Linked DNA regions of Homo sapiens: region 1 is linked to region 2. The links are chromatin contacts, found by POLR2A ChIA-PET in ENCODE. All regions are on one chromosome and are shown on one strand. The core of a region is the stretch at or near the end of the contact, and the rest is flanking DNA. Distances in the headings are between cores, read along the strand shown.

Region 1 (6,733 bases), core at 647-3,146, 46 kb after region 2:
GAAGATGATGGAGGTTGCCGCTCAAATAGGGGGCAAATTTGTCCCTCCTCCACCTTTGGCTCTCTTCAGGCCCTCAAGGGATGCCACCCACATTGGTGAAGATGATCTTCTTTACTCAGTCTACTGATTCCAATGCTAATCTCTTCCAGAAACATCCTCACAGACACAATCAGAAATGTTTTTCTAGCTATCTGGGCCCATTCAAGTCGACATCTAAAATTGACTGTCACACAGATGAAAAAACAGAAATTCAAATATTTGAAACAAATTACCTAAGGCCACGCGGAGATTAAGTAGAAGCAGCAGGATTGAAATGCTTTTTTTTTTTTTTTTACTTCAAAGTTTTGCTCTCCCCTTTGCATCGTGCTGTACCTTCTAAAATGATTGACTAAAACATATGCCAATACTACTGAGCTTGGAAGTCCATAATTTTTAGTGGTACCAGTCTCCATGAATTATTCTTTGGAGCAAGACAGATGTAAGACTTATAGCCCTTGCCCTTCCTGTGAGCATGGTTTAGAGTTTGGGAGAAGGTAAGGATTCATAAACAAACATGTATAAAGTGTTTCCAAGTGAGACTGCAGTATGAACTACTCGGGAGAATCCCAGCGGAAGAAAAGATGTTTTTGATCAGAGAAATCTGGAGAAATATCAGAGGAGAAGAAGCATTTGGACTATCTTGTAGAATGAATATCACGGGCAAAGCCATAACGACATGGCAATGTGACGGTTAAGTCAACAGACCTCTTCGCTAAGCTAGGAACATGAATGGGGACTCACAGCTTTACATATGACCAAAAGTCAGGAAAGACAGGCCACTGTACCTACTTTGGGGATTTTTGCCCCAGAAAGGTTTACAGAATTTTAGAAAAACTCTGTTTTCTTGGTACTCTACAACTCAGCTAAACATCTAAAACTCGCTAGTGTGGCTAGCCACCCCTCATAATATTTAGACAATTGCTCAATTACCCCTGGAGTAACTTGCAGGTTTTACACGAAGACATGTGGGAGAAGCAGGAAGGCTCCAATGCCTTGGGGTGAACAGCAAATTGTGAGTTTCCTAGTTTTCTGTTTTGTGGCTAGCTGATACAGGGACCATTCATTGTCCACAGAAACACTGGATACTACGAGAGAAGAATGAAGTTGCAGAATGCTGACCACAGCGAACTCATAGTGACTGCTTTTCTCTACAGATGGGGATGCCGTTACTCAGATAATTTGAGTTATTTTCCTAAGGTCGCAAAGTCAGTGATTGACCTCCAGTGACTTCTCATGTCTCTTCTTCACACCCTGTGCAATACTCTTCCTGGCATGCCATGGTAATAACACTCCTACATGTTTCTTTAATTTTCTTGCACAAAGCATGCTCCAGTTTAGCTTCAGCCAAGCAAGAGCACACTAGGAGGATCCTGAGAGTGAAATTTGTTCCCTAGAATATTAGGTGAAGAGTGCAACCTGCCTTCACTGTTCAGGTCCTATAAAATACAGAGGCCAGTTTGTTTTTCTCTAAACCTCTTAGTGTTTGGGAATTCCACTGGGGTCTCTAGAAAGAGTGCCTACCTTGGTCATCTGATGCCATTAGCTTGTGCCACTGCACCCATACACTGCTGTTTCTAGATTTTCAACACAAAGATACAGAGAAGATACAGGGGAAGATGACTTCTGTGGGCCCACTTAGAGAGGTAGTCCCATCAAAGTTAGCAAATACCTACGTTCTTCAAAGACATTAAATAGTCATGCTGCTCCAATATAGCCAAAAGCACACTTTTTGGAGCAAAGTTAATCCTACTGAAACCACCTTCAATTAAACCAAGCTCTAGGGGCTAAGAAACAGAAAAGTGAATTAAGCTTCAGTGACTCAGCTCCTCCTTCCTCCCTGCCTTTGTCTATCAGCCAGGAATGTGGGGAGGAAGTGAGTTAGGGCAAATCTATGCTTGAGCTTCACAATGCAAAGAACCAGGATCTATACACACCCAAGGTGATTTTCCTACAAATGCTATTTCTTTACAGTAAGTCTCCCCTAACACTTGGCTCCAGTGAGTATGAATCTTACATTTGCAAGTCTGGAAAGACCATGAATGGAAAGAAAGGCATGGATGCCCATGAAGAGTAAATTAAGGTGTGGCCATAGTACTCTCATTGGCAATCACACGAACTGGATGATTTACTAATTAAGGTTAGATTGCTTACCATCGGACCCAGAAAAAAATTCATAATGTACAAGTTATTTAATAACAAAGTTCTCCATGAAAAAATAGTGACAGAAACAGGACAGGAGAGAGGAAGAAGCCACACAAGCAAGAATACAGTGTCAAGCAAGGTGGGAGACAATAGCTTCAGCCTGAACTTGACACTGAACTATGAAATGTCAAGTTTCCCAAAATAGTCTCAACCTGAGGCTGGGAAACTTGGGATGTCATAATCCTGTACCTACCGATCATTGGTAAAGGGCTCTCCCAGGGACATATAAACTCTTAGGAACTCTCAGTTTCCTGTGTGTTCCAAAAATCCCAGGGGCAGTCATCGAAAAAGAACCATCACAATTGCTGGCTGTTGGAAGTGAAACATACCAAAGCCCAGGGAACATACTTAAGAAAAAAAAATTATCTAGAAAAACGTGATCTTAGAATATCTAAACCTTAATCCAATAGCATCCTATCAGCTACATTTCCCAATTTTTTAAATTAATATTAACAAGGGGATCTATATTTAAGAGAGTTACCTTCATTTACTAATTTACAGACATCGCACTAATGCTTTCATATATACTCTATGATACAGCATGGTGGTTTTACATATACTATATGGCATTGCAAGATCACTGGAGTTCAACAGTTCCAGGTTTAAATTTTGACTCATCCATATTTTAGCTGAGTGACTTTGCTGAAGTTGCTTCACCTGTCTATGATTCAGCAGGTAGGTCAGTGCCTGTGAGAAAGGAATGAAATAAGCAAGTACAACCTTTAATAACCCAGTCATGGCACATGACGAAGTCTCAGTAAATACTTGTTATGAACAATGATAAGAATAATAATAATGTTCTTTATTTATTCATTTATACAACAAATATTTATCAAGTACCTTCTATGTGTCAGAGCCTCTTCGAGGACAGGAATTACAGAGGGTTTAGTTAAAGACCCTGGCCTCACAGAGTTTATATTCTAGCAAGGGACATAAACAATAAGCACACAAATAAGTATTTAATGCAATGTCAGTTACTGATTAGCACAATAAAAAAAACTGAAGCAAGGCAAAAAACAAAACACAGAATGAGTGGTAGAGTGAAAGATGGAGGCTATGATTAGAGATGAAATTCAGGATATCAATGATTAGATATGAAGTCCAGGAATTCCTCTCTGGGTAGAACAGCAGACACCTGAATAAGTGGAAAGGATAAGATATCTTAGGAGTAGAGTTCCAGGAAAAGATAACAATGAAAGCAAAGACCCTGGGAGGGAATATATTTGTAATGTTAAAGAAATAGGAAGAAGCCCTGTATGACTGCAGTTTTGTGAGGCAGGCCAAGAGTATTAGGAGACAAAATCAGGGACAGTGGCAGAGAACAGACTAGATCACATAGAGTCAAGTAACCCAAGGTAAACAGTGGAAATTTCATTTAACCTGACTGATAGAAAATTATTGGAGGATTCTGAGTAGAGAGGAACAAACCTGGTTATGTTTGTAAAGAGTACACTTTTGACTATATGCTGCCACAGGGCATGGGAGCATCTGTGCAAACCACTTTCGAGGAACAGACCTGGAGCTCACAGAATCCTCAAGCTCAGTGAGCAAACCAAACTAATAGTAAACATAGGTTACTGGTTCATTCATGTGTCAGTATTGTCATTCAGACAATAAGAGTAATTTTCTCTAATAGTTGCAAATCAAGTCCACATAAGCCATCTCTAATATAAACATAAGGTTACAAATGCACCATCCGGGTATTCTTTACCTTTAGTCTGTAACTTTAATTTTTCTGCCTTTTAGTGGAATAGTCTCTCTCATTGGAATAACTGTTTTAGGATGATCTTATATAACTGTGCCTGATTTGCTAGAAGCAAAATTACATACTGTAGGGAATTTATTTTTTTGAAATATCCTGTTTCACAGAAACTCCCTCCATTCACACACCTCTGATGGCTGCCTTTTGATTTCAAATTAAAGCTCAACTCTGTAGCTGAGTATTCCATACTTCCTCTTCCCTGAACCAGGTAGAGCACTCCAACGTGCCTTACCTATGTTCTAACATAAGAGAACCACCTGCCCTGACACAACCAGGCTTCACTGTCCCTCAAACATACCATGCATAATTTTGTTACCACATAACTGCTGATTTATTTTATTTGCTTAAGTGTTATATTTCTCTCAAGGCCAAGTTCAAGTCTCATCTCTATGTGGGGCCTTTCCTCACTAGAAAACCTCAATGATCATTCTCTCATCTGAACTACTTCTGCAGTTGTTAGAGTTAGCACATCATCTCTGGGATTATCACTGATCTTTTAAAGAATACATCCTTATAGGCCATCTGTAAACTTCTAAAAGATAGTGATTATGTCTTACAAATCTTCGTATTCTAGAAACTCTGCATGTAGCACTTGACTTTCCCATAGATAATTCAAACTCATCATGGTTCATTCATGCTGAGTTCACACTGCTTTCCACCCCCAGCACACCTACTCTTTTTTTCCTTTTGTAACGTATATGAACCTCACTCCACAAACGTAAATGTGCAAGAAATTTACCTTTCTTTATTTTTATTAAATATTGACTTAATTTCTATTTCTTTTTTTTTTTTTGCACCAATGTGGTAAAAAATAAAAAGCTTCTAGGTCAGTTCAGGCTTTCTTCCTTTTTAAGTTCTGGTAGGGCGCCTCAGATCCACTCAGCCAACTGTCCACTCAGCCATCTGTCCACTCAGACATACACTAAGGATTCCATAATCCCATCAGCTCCTTAGTCATTAATCCACTAGTGTCATTTCTGGAAGGCTTCTTTCTCTCATCGCCATGGCCATTCAAGGCCTGCAGCTCTATGTCAGGCTTAGAAGCATGGGAATCTCTCTGGTGCTGTTTTGGGCTCTTCCTGCCTAGGCTTACATGCAATATGGACATATTAAAGTCTTGCTACTTTCTTAAGGCTCTGTTCTTGAAAAAAGAAGCAAGACTCTTCTCTCCAGTATCTACCAATACCTATCTTCTCATCTCTGCATCATAACTCTGTCTTTCCAAGTGAGGAAAGCTTTTATGGTCTGGAGGAAGCCAACTCTCATCTTTCAAATATATTTTTTCTGCCTAAATTATTTAAGCTAACCTTAAATATTTATAACCAAACTCCAGAAAAACACTAGCAAGTAATTTTGTAACTGTACTTTGAAAATTTCTCTTTTTTAAAGCAATAATTCCTGATCAACCACTACTTTGATTAAGCAGTATGGGAACATATAGATAAATTACTGGGAAAAAATGATTATGGGTTTAAAATGTCATCCAGCAACATTTACTTTAGTAATTAGCATAAATGTATACTTCTCATCTACCTAATCCATTAACTTGGTAGTCAACTTAGACTTCTTTCTCTTGCCCATCTCCATTGGTCTTGTTGTGCATAAACCAACACCAAAGAGAACCCTTTGGTGTAAAATTAGGTTTAATGGTAACATTCATGCCTAGACAATTCTGCTTGAGAAAAGCAGAATGAGTGAAATAATTCAAAAGTTCAAAGTAGGTAGGGTTAAACCATAAGGGAAAAGAAATAATATGTGCTAGAAGTTCAGTTGAAAAAGAAATAAATTCTTTTGTCTTGTCTTCCTTAAGTTTCACCTCCCTGCCTACATGTTCTAGGTATTCAGTAGTCATTTGTTGTTAATCATGATAATGACAATGGTGTCCATTTGCAGCTCAACTTGTAAGTTTATTTTTCCTTTTAAAGCAGCAATATGGTGCTTTTTTAATAATAGAGAGCATATTATCTTTCTGAAAGACACTTATAGTCATTCAGGTTGAGAAGTGCACACAGGCACAACATTCCAAAGTTATAACTTTTACTGTAGCTATCATAGCCTTGTATATTTAGGACAACAACTGAAGTAAAGGGTCTTGAGAAAAGGACAGCATTTTATAATTAACACATAGCTACCATATGAGCTAGGGACTATTCTTTCCCCTAAGTATCAAAGAGCTCTCTAATTTGGTCCTCAAATTTTAGTTTTAAGAACCACCTGAGCTCTTTATTTCATTCATACATTCTTTAAAAATATATCACGGTCATTATTTATTTATTTCATTTTTTTTTTAATTTTTGTTTTTGACAGGGTCTTGTTCTCTGTGGCCCAGGCTGGAATGCAATGGCATGATCATGGCTTACTGTAACCTCAAACTCTTAAGCTCAAGCAATCCTCCCGCCTTAGCCTACTGAGTAGCTGAGATTACAGGTGTGTGCCACCACACTAGGCTCTAAGGCTCATTATTTAGTTAGAAATAAAAAAGGCATGACATCAAGGACCTGTAGGCCTCTTCTTTCCTTAAACAACCATCTACTAATATATGCAAAGCATGGTATTAGTTATCCTCCTGGGAAGAACCAAAATAAGATTACAGAAGTATATCAGACCTAGTCCTCATCTTCTGAAAGTTGACATTCTAACTTATGAAATAACACAAAAGCAAATGGTTACAGTACAAAGTGATGAGAGCTGTAACTGCTGCCCGTCCAAAATGCTGAGGAAATACCAAGA
Region 2 (6,909 bases), core at 4,410-6,909:
TATTTTGGGAAAGCAGGAAAAAAGCCAAGCTACAGGCTGGGAGAAAGTATATTTTTAAATGTATATCTGATAAAAGACTTGTAGCCAAAATACATAAGGGACTCCTAAAACTCACATTAAAAACAAAAGCAACCTAACTGACAAATTACCCCAAATCGCCAAAATAACCCAATTAAAAAATGGCCAAAAGACCGGAATGGATATTTGTCAAAATAGGATAAGCATATGAAAAATGCCCAATATCACTAATCAGGGAAATGCAAATCAAACTACAATGAAATACTACTTCATTTAGAATGGCTATTAACAACAAGATAACTGTTAGCGAGGATGTGGAGAGAAGAGAACCTTTACATACTTTCAGTGGGAATGTAAATTAGTACAGCCATTATGGAAAATAGTATAGAAGTTCCTTGAAAAATTAAAAATATAACTACCATGTGATCCAGCAATCTCACTACTAGGCATTTATCCAAAGGGAATAAAATCAGTATGTCAGAGGGATATCTTCACTCCTGTTTATTGCAGCACTATTTGCAATAGCCAAGATATGCAATCAACCTAAGTGTCCATCAAAGGATAAATGGATAAGAAAATGTTGTGTATAGGCCGGGCGCGGTGGCTCACGCCTGTAATCCCAGCACTTTGGGAGGCCGAGGCGGGCGGATCACGAGGTCAGGAGATCGAGACCATCCTGGCTAACACGGTGAAACCCCGTCTCTACTAAAAATACAAAAAATTAGCCGGGCGAGGTGGCGGGCGCCTGTAGTCCCAGCTACTCGGGAGGCTGAGGCAGGAGAATGGCGTGAACCCCAGGGGGCGGAGCCTGCAGTGAGCCGAGATTGCGCCACTGCACTCCAGCCTGGGCGACAGCGAGACTCCGTCTCAAAAAAAAAAAAAAAAAAAAAAAAAAGAAAATGTTGTGTATATGCACAGTAGAATACTATTCAGTCAGAAAAACATAATGAAATCCTGAGGTTGGGCATAGTGGCTCATGCCTGTAATCCCAGTACTTTGGGAGGCTGAGACAGGAGGATCACTTAAGCCTAAGAGTTTGAGACAAGCTTGGGCAAAATAGTGAGACCCCATCTCTACAAAAAACATACACCAAAATTAGCTGGGCATAGTAGTGCGCACCTGTAGCCCTAGCTACTCAGGAGGCTGAAATGGGAGAATTGCTTGAGTCTGGGAGGTCGAGGATGCAGTGAGCCGTGATGGTGCCACTGTACTGCAGCCTGAGTGACAGAGCAAGAACCTGTCTCAAAAAATAAAAAAAGAAATCCTGATCCTGTCATTTGCAACAACATGGATAAATCTGAGGACATTATATTAAGTGAAATAAGCCAGGCACAGAAAGATGTAACCACAAGATCTCACTCAAATGGAATCTAAAAATGTTAATCTCATAGAAGTTGAGAGTAGAATAGGGGTTACCAGAGGCTGAGAAGGGGACACGGGGTGAGGGGAAATGGGGAAAAGATGGGTCAATGGGTACAATATTACAGTTAGACAGAAGGAATAAGTTCTGTTCTATTGCACAGTAGGATGACTATAGTTAACAGTAATGTATTGCATATTTCAAAATAGCTAGAAGGGAGGATTTTGAATGTTCTTACTACAAAGAAATGATAAATGTTTAAGGCGATGGATATACTACATATCCTAATTTGATCATTATACAATATAGACATGTATCAAAACATCACATTTTACCTATAAATATGTACAATTCTTTTGTATCAATCATAAAATAAAACCTAAAAAGTGAAATTTCTGTGTTACAAAGGGGGAGAACACAGTCTGTATTACAATTTTTTTAACTCAAAAGGTACAAAATATTTGAACAGATGCTTCAAAAAATATCAAATAGTTGTATAGAATTACATAAGTTTGTTTTTATTTTTATTATATATAAATATGAATGAAATAAGTACATGAAAAGATGTTAAACATTATTAATCATCAGAGGAATGTTAATTTAAACCACAATGAGATCTGCATACATACCAGAATGACATCAATTAAAATAACAGCTGACAATACCAAATGCTGACAAGGATATGAAGTCCTCATATATTGCAAGTGACAATGTAAAATGGCACAACCACTTTGTAAAACTATTTGGGAGTTTGTTAGTAAGCATACACTTACCCAGCAATCATATTCCTAGGTATTCAAGAAAAATGGAAATGTACATCCTCACAAAAATTTGTACATGAACGTTCATAATAGTTTTATACACAATAGAAAAAAATGGAAATAATTGGTGAGTTGACAAATAATGAAGTGCTATTCAAAAATACAATGGAATGCTGATACGTGCAAAAACCACAGATAAATCTCAAAAGCCTTATCACATAAGATTATATACTATATTTTTCCATTTACATAAAATTCTGGAAAGGTAAAACTAGTGGAGGAAACAGGTACATGATTGTTGAGGCCAGGAGCTAGGGAGGGGATGAACTGCAAAGAAGCAAAAGATAATTGGAACAGGAATGGAAATATTCTATATCTTGATTGTAGTAGTAGTTGCACAACGGTGTACATTTGTCAAGCCATCAGCTTTTGCACTTAAAAACTGGTATACTTTGCGGAAAAGTATACCACATAAAACAAAACCCCCATACAAAAAAGAATAAATTAGGCCTTAGAATGAAAAGAATCTCAAGTCAATGTTGAGGAGCAATTTAGACGTGAATTTTTTAAATTCCACAGAGAAAGAAAGATAGTAAAATAAGCCATGTGTGTTCAAATTTACAATTTCTGCTGACTTGAATCATCAGGGTATTTTAAAATCTTGCTGTAAATCAGATTCCCATGTTCCAATCTTGCAGAAGCCGGGAAAATTGGAGATGATGGTGCTATTTTGTAAGGGATACGGAAGTGGGCAAGTCTAAGGACTTGTTTATACACATAGACCAGGGAGACTGAACTTAGTACTGGGTAAAAAAAATAAAGGTCATCATGGAACAGATTTGCAAACAATGAAGTAAACAGAATAGCAGAGATTTGGCTTTGTAAAAAGAAAAAAAAGCGATTGTGCCAGACCACTTCAGCGCCTCTAGTTGCTGAATTGCAGGACTGGTAGTTGAACCAAAAGCAATAAACATAATGCATCTTGGCTGTGGTCAGATATTTTGATTTAGTCAAATATGAAGCCCTCACCACTAAAATTGGAAAATATGGTTTGCAGTACAGATACAGTACTAGCTGAAAAGTGATATCTGAATTGTCCTGGCATGACGTGGAGAGCAGAGGAAAAAGAGAAGTGTACCACACTGGGAATATCACTTTTGTTGTTGTAGTTGTTGTTGCTTGCTTGTTGCTTTTAATTTTTTTAGGTTTCAGATTCAGTAGGTACATGTTCAGTATTGTTACATGAATATATTGTATAATGGTGAGGTTTGGGTTTCTAGTGTACCTGTCACCCAAACAGTGAACATTGTACCCAATAGGTATTTTTTAACCCGCATCCCCTCCTACCTTCCTCATTTTTGGAGTCCTCAGTGTCCATTATTTCCATCTTTATGTCCATGTGTATCCTTTTGGGGTTTTTGTGGTTTTTTTTCGTATGTTTAGTAGAGACTGGATTTCTCCATGTTGGCCAGGCATGTCTTGAGCTCCTGCCTGCCTCGGCCTCCCAAAGTGCTGGGATTACAGGCATGAGCCACTGTGCCCGACCACATGTGTCTTCACTACTTATCTCCCACATATAAGTGAGGACACATGATACTTGATTTTCTTTTTCTGAGTTGTTTCACTTAGGATAATGGCCTTCAGCTCAATCCATGTTGCTGCAAAGGACATGATTTCAGGGAATAGCATTTTGAATTTTGGGTGATGATCCTATGGTGTGTTTGAAGCATTAAAACGTTTGTATGGGTAGAACATGGGGTGAGAAATGTGTGTGGGTGGGGGTGGAGGGGTAGGGGGAATTAGAGATAGATAAGGCCATAATACAGAGGGCCTCATAAAGTCCTCAATAAACCATGTTAAAGAGCAAGACTGTATCCTTGAATTCCCAGAAGCAGCTGGTGTAATCGTCCAGGCTGTCTTCCACCTAGCCCAAAGTTTTTTCAACTCTATCACTTGCTGCCTCTCCCTACCATTAAATGAGTAAGCAATATACTGAGAAATTAATAAAACTATGTTAAATAGACCACTTTTGAGCTCCATTTTAATGCTTGGAGAAGAGTCGGTAAGCATTGTAATTGATTCAGAAAAGAACCACAATGTTGGAAACTAGAAAAAGGTAAACATTTGCATGGCTGAGTTAAGAGAACAGAGACATAAGAAACTGTTATTACAGGACTAGGATAGACTCATATACCAGTTACTAAGCAGGTTCTTGGGCAAGTCCTTTCTGTACATTTATTTTCTTATTTATAAAATAGGGATGATAATTCAAGTCAATTATCTGTTATCTACAATTCTGAAGTTCCAAGAGCTCTGAAAATCAGAAGTTGGTTCAGTTTTATTTTGATTTCTTAAGTTTGTGGCACACTCATTTGATGGTGAAACCCAGGTTTCGTAGTCATTTATCAGTTAGTGTGAATATTTATGAATTCTGCAGAAATAATGTTTGATCTTATGGTGCTACCCTAAATTCTGCTGGATACATTCATATGTTATGCAAACTACTATTTTTCTAAAATCTAAACAATTCTGGATTCTGAAAATTCTGGCCCCTGTGGTTTCAGATAAGAGACAGTATGCTTGTAATACCTTCCTCTTAGGGTTGTATCAGGATAAAATTTCTTAAGGCAGAACTCAGTAAACGATGAAGCTATTATTATTTATCATTAATTAAGCTTAAAAATTAGATTCCCACCCCCATCCCCGAGAATGAACAAGAATTAGCACTTGACGATCCTTAATTTTATTCTTAATGCTTTTATACTGTACTCTCTCGAGCTTGATTTATAGTATATCAGTTATTAAAATGGAATGTTTTCCTTAAGAAACTTCTACGCTGAACACTTAACCTTCATTTCTGCAATCTTTACATACTTGGAAGGATACCTTATTTGCCTTTAGGTATTAGTTGACAGACTTATTTTTCAGTCATCTTTCCTAAGGGTCATCTTACGAAATTCATGGTTAGATTATGCGTTATATACCTCCTAACGAAAACACGAATGGATATGCTTATTTTCTTCAAGTTCTCAATAAAAGGAAGTTCTTAACATGTCATAAAACAAGTTCTGTGTAAGTCTTTAGTTAAAAGCACTAGAGCAAAAATACCCATCTAGATTTCATTCAGTGTTTCCCAAGTAGAATTTTATTTTTGTGGTTGAAGTTTGGCATGTTTCCTATTTCTTCAAGCTATATAAAACCCTTTTGCTGCGTCTAATCCATGGCCTGCGGACATGGAGGACTGATTTTGCAATACTTTTCTAGCATTGGGAAACTTCTAACTAAAAATTTTGTGTGCTGGAATACTTGGAAGAAAAGGAAAGGTCATTTAAACAAATACTATATTTTAAAATGAAGAAATAAAGCAACATTTTAAATGTGTGATTTTTGTTAAGATACTTGCCATTAGTGAGAGTTAGGGTGGGACATATCAGTAACGAATCCGATTGCCACTATGGCTCTGCCCCCCCACCATCTTTCCTCTGGGAGGATGTTGGGGCCAACTTACGATTGCAACCTGTGTGTGTGTTTATCCTTTGTTTGGATACATGTTACTAGGTGCCCCACTCTTGGCCAGCAATTCCAGTGCCTGGGTGGTTTGCCTGAGCAAAGTGCCTGAGTGGCTAGGAATGTAGAGATAGGGCTTTGACCCAGAGCACAGGGATGATAAGGTTTACTATAGTGTAAGGATTAGAATGAAGGTTCTCTTCTGCTTCAGAAGTGGGAAGAGGAAGCAACACAGGATGGGATCTCTATCTGGTTCTAGGTCTCAGGCTTTCTCCAGCCCGTTTTGCCAACTTACAAGCAACTAACCACCACTAAACTTCCTCTCCCTGGAGAAGGAAAAATTTCACTCACTTGTGAGTGAGAAGATCTGCATCCAGATCCTTTCTGTGCCATGATTAGCTGTGCTACATCAGGCCCGGTGTTTTCAGGAGTTTAGGACCAAACAGCCCCTTTCAGCTCTTGCATTCTCCTAGTCTTTGACATCAGAAGGAAAGTGCAGGCGTTCAAGGGAGTTCTTGTTTTACAGTTTCAAGCGATCTGACGTCAGGCGAAATCTCTTCACTCTCTAACAGATATTCCATCTTAAAAAAAATCCCATGAACCCTAATTCCTGTGAGTGTCTCTAAAGTATATTAAAGACTGGATTAATTGTAATCTAGGCAGAAATCTGTCTTTGTGGTTGTTGTTTAATATCACTCAGTACATGCCAATACTCTTCTTTCACTTAGCTTCTGGTAATCTATGAAGCTACTCGTGGTTTCATTCATTTAAACCCCTCTGAGCCTCAGCTTCTTCATGCTAAAGGAAAATAACAGGAAATAATGGCATAAATGTGTTTTGATAAACATAAAACCTTTTGTAAACATGGGGTTTTATTTATGATAGCACAAAATATTAATATAACTTCCTCTAATAACATTGACATACGTCACATCTATAGTAGCCAGTAGTAAACAGGCAGCATGCAGCTCTAAAAAGTGGACAGATTTTCATTGTTCTGATTTGGAATGTAACAATATCTCCTGTTGGTTCTCTCCTTCCTTTCTCCACTGGCCCCAACTCTAAGCAGTATTCCACTGAACTGAAGAAACTCTACTGCCAAATTGCAAAGACATGCCCCATCCAGATCAAGGTGATGACCCCACCTCCTCAGGGAGCTGTTATCCGCGCCATGCCTGTCTACAAAAAAGCTGAGCACGTCACGGAGGTGGTGAAGCGGTGCCCCAACCATGAGCTGAGCCGTGAATTCAACGAGGGTAAGCA

Evidence for each region. ChIA-PET counts read pairs that join two places held with the same protein, here RNA polymerase II (POLR2A).
Region 1: POLR2A ChIA-PET joins it to region 2 with 25 read pairs in MCF 10A. The contact joins two enhancer-like sites. POLR2A ChIA-PET finds 5 or more read pairs at or near these places in 3 of 52 experiments (MCF 10A, activated CD4-positive, alpha-beta T cell and naive thymus-derived CD4-positive, alpha-beta T cell).

The regions. Positions count from the first base shown.
Region 1 is chr3:189,906,920-189,913,652 of GRCh38, forward strand. No RefSeq gene overlaps it. Among named protein-coding and RNA genes, the nearest start is that of MIR944, 80 kb to the left of the region's middle. Within about 2 kb of position 1,897, at least 4 of the 41 ENCODE cell types and tissues checked have a DNase peak (open chromatin) inside an H3K27ac peak, as active enhancers do.
Region 2 is chr3:189,857,517-189,864,425 of GRCh38, forward strand. TP63 (tumor protein p63) reads left to right here. Exons shown (of 14, transcript NM_003722.5): 5 at 6,716-6,902. Among named protein-coding and RNA genes, the nearest start is that of MIR944, 31 kb to the left of the region's middle. Within about 2 kb of position 5,660, at least 4 of the 41 ENCODE cell types and tissues checked have a DNase peak (open chromatin) inside an H3K27ac peak, as active enhancers do.